2 separate regions of the Homo sapiens genome follow, and region 1 is linked to region 2. Evidence: chromatin loops called from intact Hi-C (ENCODE). Cell type or tissue: PC-3. All regions are shown on one strand. Links, peaks and the distances in the headings refer to the core of each region. The heading gives the core; the rest is flanking DNA.

Evidence for each region. A loop is a pair of places that touch in the nucleus more often than their neighbours do. Peaks named below come from ENCODE experiments on the same cell type or tissue, not always from the same donor. Only the 100,000 strongest peaks of a DNase experiment are listed, where the experiment ranks them.
Region 1: a loop joins it to region 2, with 3 times the contacts of the local background. A loop is called at or near these places in 3 of 110 quality-filtered maps.

The regions. Positions count from the first base shown.
Region 1 is chr3:162,038,947-162,044,991 of GRCh38, reverse strand. No RefSeq gene overlaps it. Among named protein-coding and RNA genes, the nearest start is that of OTOL1, 550 kb to the right of the region's middle. RefSeq lists an enhancer at 2,917-3,468. In PC-3, for the core only: a CTCF peak has its summit at 3,106; no DNase peak of the experiment used is centred there.
Region 2 is chr3:161,849,607-161,857,338 of GRCh38, reverse strand. No RefSeq gene overlaps it. Among named protein-coding and RNA genes, the nearest start is that of OTOL1, 360 kb to the right of the region's middle. In PC-3, for the core only: CTCF peaks have their summits at 3,032 (motif pointing left) and 5,171 (motif pointing left); DNase peaks (open chromatin) are centred at 2,888 and 5,188; H3K27ac peaks cover 1,572 bases.

The DNA.
Region 1 (6,045 bases), core at 1-5,000, 190 kb before region 2:
AGAGGGGGAATAAGGGAGGAGACCACCCCTCGTATTGTCTTATGCCCAATTTCTTCCTCCAAAGAAAGAAGAAGTAAAAACTAAAAGGCAGAAATGAAACCAACAGGCAGACAGCCCGGTGTCATGCCCTGGGCCTGGTTAAAGATCGACCCCTGACTTAACTGGTTATGTTATCTATAGATTCCAGACATTGTATGGAAAAGCATTGTGAAAATCCCTGTCCTGTTCTGTTCTGTTCTGATTACCAGTGCATGCAGCCCCCAGTCACGTACCCCCTGCTTGCTCAATCAATCACAACCCTCTCACGCGTTGTGAGCCCTTAAAAGGGACAGGAATTGCTCACTCAGGGAGCTTGGTTTTTGGATACGTGAATCTTGCCGAAGCTCCCGGCCGAATAAAGCCCTTCCTTCTTTAACTCAGTGTCTGAGGCATTTTGTCTGTGGCTTGTCCTGCTACATTACCTATGGAAGCAAACCTTCCATTCCCCTCAGATCAGGAAGGAAGGAAGGAAGAAAGGAAGGAAGGAAGGAAAGAAGGAAAGGAAACAGCTTAAAATCTGAGAGGGGAATCCTAAAATCAAAACAGGGCAATTAATCCACCCAGTTTTCAGGCAAGTAATATCCCTGAGTAAGATAATTTTTTTGCAAGGTTTAACTTGAAATGCAACAACAGCAAACAATAAATAGCAACACAAAATAAATCAAGAATTTTTAAAATTATTTAACATAGAGAAATAGAATATAACACTAAAAAGATGAAGAGGGAACATACCATATTTAAGACAAATAAACAACCAATACTGACTAATTTTAGAAAATAAATCATAGAGGGCCTCAGCTTTTTACCCTTAAAAAATACGCGGACACTATGACACACAAATGTAAACAAAAGATAAAAATACCGTACACTGAGACGAAAAGAGTCGAGCTTTACAGGAGGTAGATATAAACACGTAACAAAAGCATACTAAAAGAAAACATAAAATAAAATATAAATGTTAATATACCTAGGCAGGGAAAAGGTGTCCATGCACATTCAAGAGCAGCTCCTTTGGGGAGAAAAGTGAAATAAACTTCTAGATACACAAGAGAAAAAAGAAAATATAAAAAACATAAAATTAGAAATGATAGAATCATACATGACTTTAGAAGATGGTATATAAAGTATGTGAAATTATAGTTGAAAGTTTATTTGAAATAACAAATAAATTGGCCGTGAAGAGAAAGCAAAATGTGCACTCTTAACAGGAGACAAAATTTCAAAAAATAAGCAAAAAGAGCAATTCATTGTATGAAGTTTGCAAGTCACAAAAAATATATAACAGTGAGGACTATCTATGCCTCAAACATGACTTCAGACCTCAAATAACTCAAATTCTGGTAGAAGCAATAAAAACTGGAATTAAATATTTAGAAAACAACGAGACAATATATAAGTAAGAGCTGAATGGTATGTAAGGTTATAATGTAAGCCCAGTGTGGAGATTGGAAGATTACTGACATTTGCAGAAAAGAAAAAAAAGGTCATTGCCATTCATCAGTTCCAATCATAATCAGCTATTCAAAACAAGAACTCAAATCCTGGGCTGGGTATACCACTTCTCTGGGACACAATGGATTTGTGGTTTTAGCATTTTTTATTGCCCATTTGTTTTGTTGTTTCTTATATTATAATATAGACAGATAAATAAAATGTGATATACAAACACACACACACAAACATACACTTATACACACAATGGAATATTATTAATCAGCTTTATAAAGAAAATTCAGACATACACTACAACATTAATGAACCTTGAGGACATTAGGCTAAATGAAATAAGTCAGTCACAAAAAGACAAATACACTATAATTCCACTTATCTGAGGTATCTAGAGTAGTCAAATTCATAGTGACAGAGAGTAGAATGGTGGTTGGCCAGGGCTGAGGGAAGAGGAAGTTGTTGTTTAATAGGCAGAGAGTTTCCGTTTTGCACGATGAAAGAGTTTCAGTGATTGGTTGGGCAACAATATGGATGTATTTCATGCCACAGAACTGTACATTTAACAATAGTCAAAATGGTAAATTTTATGTTGTGTGTATTTTACTACAATGATACATATTTTAAAAGGAATCAACAGGCCAAAAACTTCAGTAACATTATCAATTGACAACCTCTCCAAACAATGTGTGGAAAAATAAGGCCACTTGCCTGGCCCCCATTCTACAGTCTCTTGGGTCCTGGCATTTTTCTGTCACTCTCTCACATCTGCATTTTAAGCCACCACTACCTAGCTCTATCACTTCACAGTTGATCGTTTTGCATTTCTGGTAAGAGAGTCCTATTGTCTCCAGTCAACTGGGGGCATGTTTTATCATCACATGCCTCCTATTCCTGTTTCCCCAAACTTTGATAGTCTTAGGTAATTCTATCCTTAGAGAATGGATTACCCCACAAATTACTGTCACCATGTCCCCCAGCATATCTGAGGTTATATCACAATTTTACCCTCTGGATTAGATCCCTAGAATCTTGATCCTTGTCTAGAGTTTGACTCGATTTTTTATGCACCTACCTAATACCTGTGGTTTTGCTTCTCATAAACTCAAGGCGTTTGATGAAATCATAATGGCTTTAGCTTCTCTCAATACTAGCTCGGTTTATGGTCTGCCTAAGAGGACAATGCATTTTAACAGCTTCCAAGAGTCTGCAATCAAGAACACCTAGAATTTGAGTAAATGGGAACCAAAGAAAGGGTTATCTGTTGTATGGCAAAGAAAAAAAGGAGAGATGAATTTTTATCAAGTTTTTAATGTGAAATAATGTTGAATATGTAACGTCTAGTGAGATTACATTTTGTACTCTAATAGCCACTACAATTTTACCCAGAGGTTCAATTCATCCATAAGTTATTAGTGCAGACAGAGGTGAATTAATTTAAATTAGGGAAAATAGGCCTCCCTAGCTTCCTACATCATTAAGTCAAATCTGTCATTTATTTTTAAGATAAAGCTTTAATCTAAGCAATTTTCTTTTAAAGTTTTATCAAATAAAAGTACCAGCAGTTGAGAACAGAATAGTTACTACCTGGGCCATCCTTGCAAATTCCTTAGGATGACCACCTGAAGACAAGTGAGAACAGAAAGTCCTCAGGTTAGGGGGATGTGTAACAGCAGGTGGCCCTCCTTGCCCATTCCTGAGGGCAAGGAATGCTGAGACTCAGCAGGGAGGGGAAGAGAGAAAAGAGGACAGGTTTGAAATGAAGACCACATGAAAATAATTAATCAGATGGGCAGCTGTGTCACAGCCGGGAACCAGAAAGTGCATAGGAAATTGAAACTCTAAAATAATAAAAAATAATTACTTAAGAAAAAATCAACTAAGGTGAAATTGAGACCTCTATTGTTAACAAAGCCCAGGAACTAAGAGAAGCTTCCAGTGCTGACTATAAAAATTGTGGGAACTGGATCAATGAAGAAAGGCCCTTTTGAGGCAGTTATCTGAGGTTTCTCTCTTAACCCAAAACAGACTTCCTTCTGCTCCTCAGATGTTGCTCAAGATCTGATCAGATGATATTTCTGGATCAGTAGTAGGGCCACACAATGATATTTCTCATTTGCCAAAGCCATTTGGAGGTGTAGTCTAATGGTCTTTTTTGTTTCTGTATGGAAAACACAGAAGCTAGGAGGCAAAGTTTCCTTGTGGGAATAAATTATAAGAGTTTCTCATGTGATTGAGCTTTTGAAAAACTAAGAACAGCAAGAAGGTAACATTGTATTTAACATTATGACTCTGAAATCATACTGCTTGTGTACATATTCTAGCTCTATCCCTTCCTGGTTGTGTGACTTCTACCATTGTCTCATTCTCTGGTCTTCAGTCTTCCCCACTATAAAATGGGGATGATAATTATAGTATCCACATTAAAAGATTATTATGAGATTAAAATGAATGAATACACGTGAAACACTGAAAATAGTACCTGGTAGACAATAAGCACTAAGCAAGTGTTTAGTATTAGAAGAAATTGTGAAAAGACAATTAGAATCTAAGGGTAAAAAAGAGACAGGAAGGAAGGAAGAAAATAAGAAAGGAAAAGAGAAAGAAGGAAATAAACAAATAAATTATCATTTTTGGGGGTGTTCCAGTGATTAATTTTACATATCATAATAATAAGAATGCACTAAACCAACATAAAAATACAATTAAAATAGGAGTATAGAAGAGAGATAATAGTTGTTTCTCATTTTTCATAATATAAACAAATACTTAACAAATAGTTAAATTAGTAAACAATAAATATTTGGAGGTAATACTAAAAGCAACAGCTAAAATAATTTAAAATATGATGAGTGGAACTTAATGCTAAGAAGGTATTTATTACTTGATATTTTATCAGGTGCATGTCACTTTTATAAACTTTTTTTATGTATATGCATACACATACACACATATACATGTGTCTATACATATATATATAGACACATGTATATGTACTTGAAAAACACAATGTACTTGAAAAACACAAAGGTTTAAACGTGGAATCAGACTAAAATTTGGTTTGCTAATCACAGTGCATAAGGGCATAATGATGTATGAAATTTAAAAATCTATAAACGAGGACAAATGGTTCAAAGTATCATTGAAACACTATCTCCTAAATTGTTGGTAAAAGCAACTAACTGGAAAACAATCTAATTAGCTTGTGTACCAAAGTCATCAATTTCCAATGGAGTGTAAACTAGTTACCCCTGTTTCCTAGCTGCTTGTAGGAGTTTCTATTAAAATGAAAGCTGGTAACTAGTTTGAAATGTTTCTCTATTTCTTGTAAAAAGCAACATGTGGAAGACATTTTCTCACTTCTGTATACTAGACAGAAAGGGTAACCTCACAGCCATGCTGCTGTTCAGAAGTTGCCAACTCCTCATATCTTTGAATGTCTTATCATTATTATTAAATAAATACTTTCTTTTCAGACAATTGTCATTCTCCCTGCCAAAAAGTGAAAGAGAACTAGCAGTGTGACCTTGAGCAGGTTTGAATTCTCTGAGCGACAATTTTCTCACTCATGAGATGAAAGGAGGTTGAATTAAATTCTCAAGGTCCCTTCTATATCTCACTTCAACACTTTCTCAAATTCCACCAAATATAAATATATTTTTCTTCCAGTGGGCATTACTCCTCTTCATGCACTATAGATGATAGTCGTGCCAATGTACACAGAAATAATATAGTCTATTAGCTTTATTCTCTTTCACCTTAATAAAGTTATAGATTGATATCATACTTTGAAGCAAACTACTTCCACATCCTTCAGATAATCTAGTTAAATGCTCTAAGACCCAGTCAATGCATTAGCAGAAACGGTAGTGCCTATTGCCATCCATGTTGAACTCCTAGGTTGAATTTTAAGGAAAGCTGAGGAAAATTTCCCATTTGTGATGGTAGCAGATAGAGCGAAAAGGAAGAGGAACAGGGAAAGCAAAAATAATTTAAATGAAAAAAAGTTGAAAAGAATAACCGGTTTTCTACTTTTTATTAGAAGTCTCTGTTACTCATAATTTTTTAACCTGCAAGACTAAATTGGGATGAATTTATTCATATTACTCAGTTTCATTCAGGAAATACTCTTGTTTATATAACAAATTCTATACTTTTACGTGTGTAATTTTTAATTATATTTTTCTATAAATAATCTTAAATTTTAAATGATTTTGTTGCTAGAATTTGGAAAATAACTTTTAAATAAATTTTTGGAGCATATTTTATTATTGCTTTTTAAGCAACATGTAGCAAGATCTTGTTACTTAGAATACCCACATTTTAGTGAAAATAAAATCACTCAAGTGCTTTGAGGAAACAACATAAGAAATAAATAATGAAACCTTCAAACAAATTGCAGATCAGTGGGTCTGAACCCCTGTTATTAATTTTATAGTAAATGTTTAAAATTATAACTTCATTAAAAATGAAAATGAGATTTTATTCATGTAATTACTCTCTAAGCAAATAAATTAATTCTCCTTTCTGTAATTACATTTCAACAGCTTCCAATAATAC
Region 2 (7,732 bases), core at 2,733-7,732:
AGCCTCTCCATACACTCACCAGTCTACACCAGTGTTTTGTAAACCCTCATCCATTCTAACATACAAGACACCTCTATTGCCTTCAGAAGAAGAACAACCTCTTACATTGAGAATTCTACTCCCCTCAGGGTTGGCTTCTCTTTGTTCTACCACTTTCCATCTTCTTTTCATATAGACTGGAAAATATTTGTTTAGGAGACAGGGAGTGGGTGTCCATGTGTGAGGTGAGTAAAACACATTTGGTTTGGGTCACATGTAAAGCCCTTTAGGGTGGAGTCTAGATTTAAATATTGTATATCAGTTGTACTTTTCTTTAGAGTTCAGAGTATAAGAGATATTTTTTCTCAAATGTGAGCTTTAGCTAAACTTCCTGAACTGCAGGAAAAGTCTCACAAAAGATCTCATTGCATAGTTAATTGTTTCAAAATGTTAAAACTAGCTATCTGAGAAGAGGAAATTGTAAAGCTTTAAAGGCCAGCAACATCCATGCTCTTTTTACCTCCTCCCACAAAATAAAATGTGCTTATTCACTATTAATAGTTAAAGCAAGCAGTCAAAAAATTTCTGTTCACTATCCTTCCTACTGGTACTATGAAAAATGAAAGAAAAAGAAAGAAACTCAGATTTTAAGTTTGATTTTTCATACATTAGACTCTCAGCCAGTGACAGCACCAACTGGACACAAAACCATCACAAAAAAACAAACTTCATTTCAAATAACTGTGGATATACCCCCTTGTTGATTTCAGGGCTCAGACCATCTTGTGTCTGTGATCACTTCTAGACAAGTCTCAGGTGTTGAGAGTATCTCCCACAGTTACAAATGAAACAAACAACAAACCTGCAAAGCTGCATGTCCACTCAGGAAAGTATACATTTTCAGTGTCAAGTCCTTTTTTAATTTATAAACTTTATGTTTAATACAACTTTTAGGTTCATAGCAAAATTAATCAGAAGGTACAGAGATTTCCCATGTACCCCTAACTCCCAATATGCAGAGCCTCCCCCATTATCAACATACCCCACCAAAGTGGTACATTTGTTCCAATTGATGAACATACATTGACACATCATTACTATCTAAAGTCTACAGTTTAAATTAGGGTACACTCTAGGTGTTGTATATTCTATGGGTTTTGACAAATATATAATGACATGTATCAACCATTGTAATATGGTATAGAAGAGTTTCATTGCCCTAAAATTCCACTGTGTTCTGCCTATTCAACCTGCCCTTTCCCCTAACCCCTGGCAACCACTAATTTATTTACTGTCTCCATAGTTTTACCTTTTCCAGAATGATATAGAGTTAGAATCAAACAGTATGTAGCCTTTTCACATTGGCTTCTTTCACTAAGTAACATGCATTTAATGTTCTTCCATGTTTTTTCAGGGCTAGATAGCTCATCCTTTTAGTGTGGAATAATATTCCATTGTCTGGATGTACCAGTCTATTTATCCACTCACCTACTGAAGGACATCTTGGTTAAAGTGCATTTCATAGCCCGGTATATGGTCTCCCTTGATCAATGTCCACGTAACCTTGAGAAGAATGTTTAATCTGTTGTTGGATGAAGTAGTCTACGGATGTCAATTAGATCCAGTTAATTGATGGTGCCATTGAGTTCAACTGTTTTACAGATTTTCTACCCACAGAATCTGTCCATTTCTGATAGAGAAGAATTAAAGTCTCCAAATATAATGGTAGATGTATCTATTTCTCCTTGCAGTACTATAAGTTTTTGTTTCACATGTCTGGGCGCTCTGTCATTAGGTGCATACACGTTAAGGATTGTTGTATCTTTTCTTGGAGTATTTACCCCTTTGTCATTATGCAATGGCCCTCTTTATGCCTAATAATGTCCTTTGCTCTGATGTCTGCTCTCTCTTGGATTAGTATAGTCAGCCCTCTGTATCCACATGCTCTGCATCCTTGAATTCAACCAACCAGGGGTCAAAAATATCCCCAAAAAGGGAATGTGATTGGAGGGATCATGGTGGATGGGAGGCAGGACTAGATTGCAGCTCTGGACAGAGCAGCATGTGGAGGCTTGCTTGTGAATTTTAGCTCCAGACTGACTGCAAGAACAAACCAGCAACCCTGAGAGGACCCACAGACCCTCAGAAGAAAGCAGACTGCTCCTGCAGGAGCCGGGAGACACTCCAAATACTGTAAGTGCTCTAACTGCAGAAGTGGGAAAGGGAGACTCTCCTCTCCTGAACACACACCCACACTGGAGAAGTTGAAGGTCTGTGGGAGAAGTTCCTGACTTTACCTGGAGCTGAGTCAAGTTACAGAGCTGAGCTGAGGAAAATACAGGGGCAGAGGAGGCAGCAGGGAGGCCACGGGAACTCACTGAATCCCCAAGCAACCCCATTCCTGCCTGGAACCACAGGGATCCATCAGGAAGGGGGCCAGAGGAGCAGGGGGTAAAACTCCATTGGGATAAGAACTTCCCAAGGTGAACTTTGTAATAATTTGAGTGGGGAGAGAAACCTCCTGGCCAGAACATGGGGAAGGATGCAAATCCGGCTTGCAGACTTCACAGGACGGGGAAGAACTAAAGCCCTTTTCTTTGGCAGCTGGGAAGCAGGAAGCCTCATGCAAGTTTTCAAACCTGACTCACCCTCTGCCTGGAAACAGACTCGGGGCTGTTGTGGCAGGGGAAGGGCGGGAGTGAGACCAGCCCTTCAGTTCGCATGGGAGCTGGATGAGGCCTGTGACTGCTAGCTTTCCCCCACTTCCCTAACAACCTGCATGAGTCATCAGAGGCAGCCATAATCCTAGGTACACAACTCCAGTGACCTGGGAATCTCACCCTATCCCCACAGCAGCATCAGCAAGACCCGCCCAAGGAGAGTCAGAGCTCAAACACGCCTAGTCCTGCCCCCACCTGATGGGCCTTCCCTATCCACCCTGGTAGCGGAAGACAAAGGACATATAATCTTGGGAGTTCTAGGGCCCTCACCACTGGTTCCTCCCCATACTAGTATAGCTGATGTTTTCTGGAAAGCGCCACCTGCTGGCAAGAGGCCAACCACCACAAAAATACAGTATTAAACCACCAAAGCCAAGAACCCTCATGGAGTCCATTGCACCCTCTGCCACCTCCACAAAACAGGCACTGGTATCCACGACTGAGAGACCCATAGATGATTCACATAACAGGACTCTGTACAGAAACCCCCAGTACCAACCCAGAGCCAGGTAGACTCACTGGATGGCTAGACCCAGAAGAGAGACAACAATCACTGCAGTTCAGCTCACAGGAAGCCACATCCACAGGAAAAGGGGGAAAGTGAGAGGAGGTACCAGTTGGGCTTCCTGGGCCAAGTAGGGGCTCAGAAAGCTGTGAAACTCACTCATTTCCTGCATCCGGACTTACTTCGGTCCTGGATGAATAATATTGAAGATATATGCTTAAAATATTCCTAACACCACGATTTGTGCATGTGTTTTCTTCCCCAAGAAAGCTATAAACAGCAAAAATTTTGCTGTTAGTGTCCCCGTGTCCTCTCTCCCTCTCTCCCTTCCCCCTCCCCTGAAACTAAAGTAGAGGGAATGTTAACTGCCCATTTTTCTGTGACCAGCAGACCTTATCTACACTCCCAATTCCAATTCTTTGTAAACATACTTTGTAAAGTCCCGTAAGATCCTGTCTCTTTTGCCATGCCGCTGTAAGGTCATAAAGTAGATAAAGCCTAAGTTGCAATTCTGATTTTCCTCAAAGTCTAAGACATATCACAAAACAATTTACTGCCTTTGTTTCTCACTCCTGTAACAAGCTTCCCGCCTCATGTATCTCCCAACTTAAAACGTTTGAAAGGCGAATACCCAAACTAGCAGTGGCAACCTGTTTGAGACCCCTTCCACACTGTGGAACCTTTGTACCCTTGCTCTGCTCAATGAAACCTACTGCTCACTCTCTCTCAGTCCAGGTCTCTATCATTTGCCATGGTCAGCCACCGCACCAATTCTTGGTGTGGCTAGGTTAAGAACCTTAGGTGTTACATTTGGGGAGCCAGCCAGAAGACTCCAGGAAATGCATCCCAATCACCACGAAGTGAGCACCATGGACCTCTTTCATTTGCTATTCTGTCCTGTCCTTCCTTAGAATTCAAAGGCTAAACACTGGGCACCTGTCTGCCATTTAAAGGGGATTAGTGTGGCTGCCGGACTAAAGACACGAGTGTCAGGCTGTCTGGGAAAGGGCTCTCTAACAACCCCCGACCCTTCGGAGTCAGGAGCATTGGTTTGCCTGGAACCAGTTCTAACTCTTTCGCTTTCCATGGTGGTCCCGAAATACACCCAGGAGCACTCAGCGGACGTCCTGGTCTCCCAGATATCCTGGTTGATACTATGGCCCCGCCAGAGGCTCCCCCTGCATGGGTTACTGAGCATGAGACAGCCACATCTTCTGACTCCTGCCTCCTGGGTCCTAATGCCCACCAGTTAGACTTTGTCCCTCAACTCATAAGCAAGATTATTCCCACTAGGCAGGATCGAGATTCCCTATTTAGAAGCCTTAAATTCTTGGGGTGGTGCCCAGAAGATCCCTGTTCATGGTGCCCTCCAGGGTTTAGGCAGTTGTCGCCATTTGATGGCTATTTTGAAGGGCCAGTTCCCCAGCATAGTGTATGGTCCCCCACATCAGGACAATTTAAACAGGTCTGTAATTTTCATGTGGATAGGAGAAGCCTTAGAGCATTTCCTCCATTGCTCCCCGGATAGACTTTCCCCTTCCTTGGGGCCTCTCAAGTACAATCTGTGGTGCACAGGCATGGGTCTTAGAGCTGTTGAATTGTTGTTTCAACCATTCAATAATTGGTATTGGATGGAAGAAAATATAGTCAGTTGGGACACAGGATACTGGTACCCCCTTGAGAGAGAGGCTTACTCCTTTGATGGCAAGTGGGGACAGAAGGCTAAAGTACAGCAGCTGTTCTCTCGGCCCTGGCCTAGAGGACATCCACCAACCTCTTTAAGCTTACTAAGCCTCCTGTCGCTGATTCAGAGATTTCTCCTTGAAGGACAGTTTTATGGCCAGGCCCACGTAAATTGGGCCTTAGCATGCAAGCATCAGTGGTGCCCCTGACCCAGGCCTTGCCATCTTGGAACAGGTAGGATGCATTGGCAAAAGGACTACAATAAATCCAACCATCCTCGTGCCCCATCTAGTGGCCTATGGGCGCATGGCAGGAGACAAGGACAGTTTCCATTCCGTCAGTAAGCATGGTTAAATCTGGCAAATGGGAGGCTCAAGGGCGACCATGCACTTCAAGCACAATTAGACTTGACCCTTGGGGGATGCCCTAAGGGAAGATGAGTCCCTAAGACTAACCAGGTTGCGGGCATCCCTGTGTTTAAAATTTCAAATGGGCACCACACCTTCAAAACCGGACACTCCCTTAAGATGTATCCTGAATAACTGGGACAAATTCGACCCAAGACCTTAAAAAAGAAGTGGCTGATTTTCTTCTGTACCAATGCCTGGCCACAGTATTCCTTACAAAATGGAGAAACTTGGCCCCCTGAGGGAAGTATTAATTATAACACCATTCTACAACTAGATCTTTTCTGTAAATGGGAAGGTAAATGGAGTGAAGTCCCTTATGTACAGGTTTTCTTTGCCCTTCGTGACAATATTGCCTTGTGCCAAGCCTGCAAGCTTTGCCCAAATGACAGAGACCCACAATTGCATCCATACTCAGGGTCTCCTCCCATTCTCCTTCCTCACTCACTCTCCACCATCAGGCCTCACCAAAGTGTTAGAGGCACCCCGAAAAGAAAACACAAGCTCCGCGAACCACATACCCAAACTATGTCCCTTACAAACAGTAGGAGGGGAATTTGGGCCCACCCGTGTACATGTCTCTTTCTCACTCTCAGATTTAAAACAAATAAAGACAGATTTAGGGGAATTCTCGGATGATCCCCATAACACTATATAGATGTCTTACAAGGGTTAGGGCAGTCCTTTGATCTAGCATGGAGGGATATCATGTTGCTCCTTGATCAGACCTTAAGTCCTACTGAAAAGGAGGCAGTTTGGCGGCAGCCCAGCAATTTGGAGATTTATGGTATCTCAGCCAGGTAAACAATTGAATGATCCTGGAGGAAAAGGAAAAATTCTTCACAGGGCAACAGGTAGTCCCCAGTGTAGACCCCCATTGGGATACCAACTCAGATCATGGAGATTGGAGCAACAGGCACTTCCTGACTTGTATCTTGAAAGGGTTAAGGAGAACTAGGAAGAAGCCTATGAACTACTCAATGCTATCCACAATTACACAGGGAAAAGAGGAAAATCCCTCAGCCTTTCTAGAAAGGCTGTGGGAGGCTCTAAGAAAGCACACCTCCCTAACTCTGAATTCCCTGGAAGGCCAACTTATTCTAAAGGATAAATTTATCACCCAATCAGCAGCTGACATTAGGAGAAAAGTCCAAAAGCCTGCTTTAGGCACAGAACAAAATTTGGAGACATTATTAAACCTGGTAACCTCGGTGTTCTATAACAGGGACCAAGAGGAACAGACCAAAAGGGAAAAGTGAGATAAAAGAGAGGCTGCAGCCTTAGTCATGGCCCTCAGACAGGCAGACCTTGGTTGCTCAGAGGAAACCAAAAGAGGAGCAGGCCAATTGCCTAGTAGGGCTTGTTATCAGTGCAGTTTGCAAGGACACTTTAAGAAAGATTGTCCAACAAGAAACAAACCGCCCCCTCACCCATGTCTAATATGCCAAGGCAATCACTGGAAGGTCCACTGCCCCAGAGGATGAAGGACCTCTGGACCAGAAGCGCCCAACCAGATGATTCAGCAACAGGACTGAGGGTGCCCGGGGCAAGCACCAGCTCATGCCATCAACCCACACAGAGCCCCGGGTAAGTTTGACCACTGAGGGCCAGGAAGTGGACTTCCTCCTGGACACTGGTACAGCCTTCTCAGTTTTAATCTCCTGCCCCAGACGACTGTCCTCAAACTCTGTTACTATCCGAGGAATCTTACCAGGTATTTCTCTCACCTCCTCAGCTGCAGTTGGGAGACTTTGCTCTTTTCACATGCCTTTCTTATTATGCCCGAAAGTCCCACACCCTTATTAGGGAGGGTCATATTAGTCAAAGCTGGAGCTATTATCTACATGAATGTGGGGAACAAATTACCCATTTGTTGTCCCCTACTTGAAGAAGGAATCAACTCTGAAGTCTGGGCCTTGGAAGGACAATTTGGAAGGGCAAAAACTCCCCATCCCGTTCAAATCAGGCTAAAAGACCCCATCGCTTTTCCTTATCAAAGGCAATATCCCTTAAGGCCTGAAGCTCACAAAGGATTACAGGATATTGTTAGACATTTAAAAGCTCAAGGCTTAGTAAGAAGATGTAGCAGTCCTTGCAACACCTCAATCCTAGGAATACAAAAACCAAATGGTCAGTGGAGACTAGTGCAAGACCTCAGAATCATCAATGAGGCAATAATTCCTTTATATCCTGCTGTACCCAACCCCTATACACTGCTCTCTCAGATACCAGAGGAAGCAGAATGGTTCACTGTTCTGGACCTCAAAGATGCCTTCTTCTGCATTCCCCTGCACTCTGACTCCCAGTTCCTCTTTGCCTTTGAGGATCCTACAGACCACACGTCCCAGCTTATGTGGATGGTCTTGCCCCAAGGATTTAGAGATAGCCCTCATCTGTTCGGTCAGGCATTGGCCCAAGACCTAGGCCAATTCTCAAGT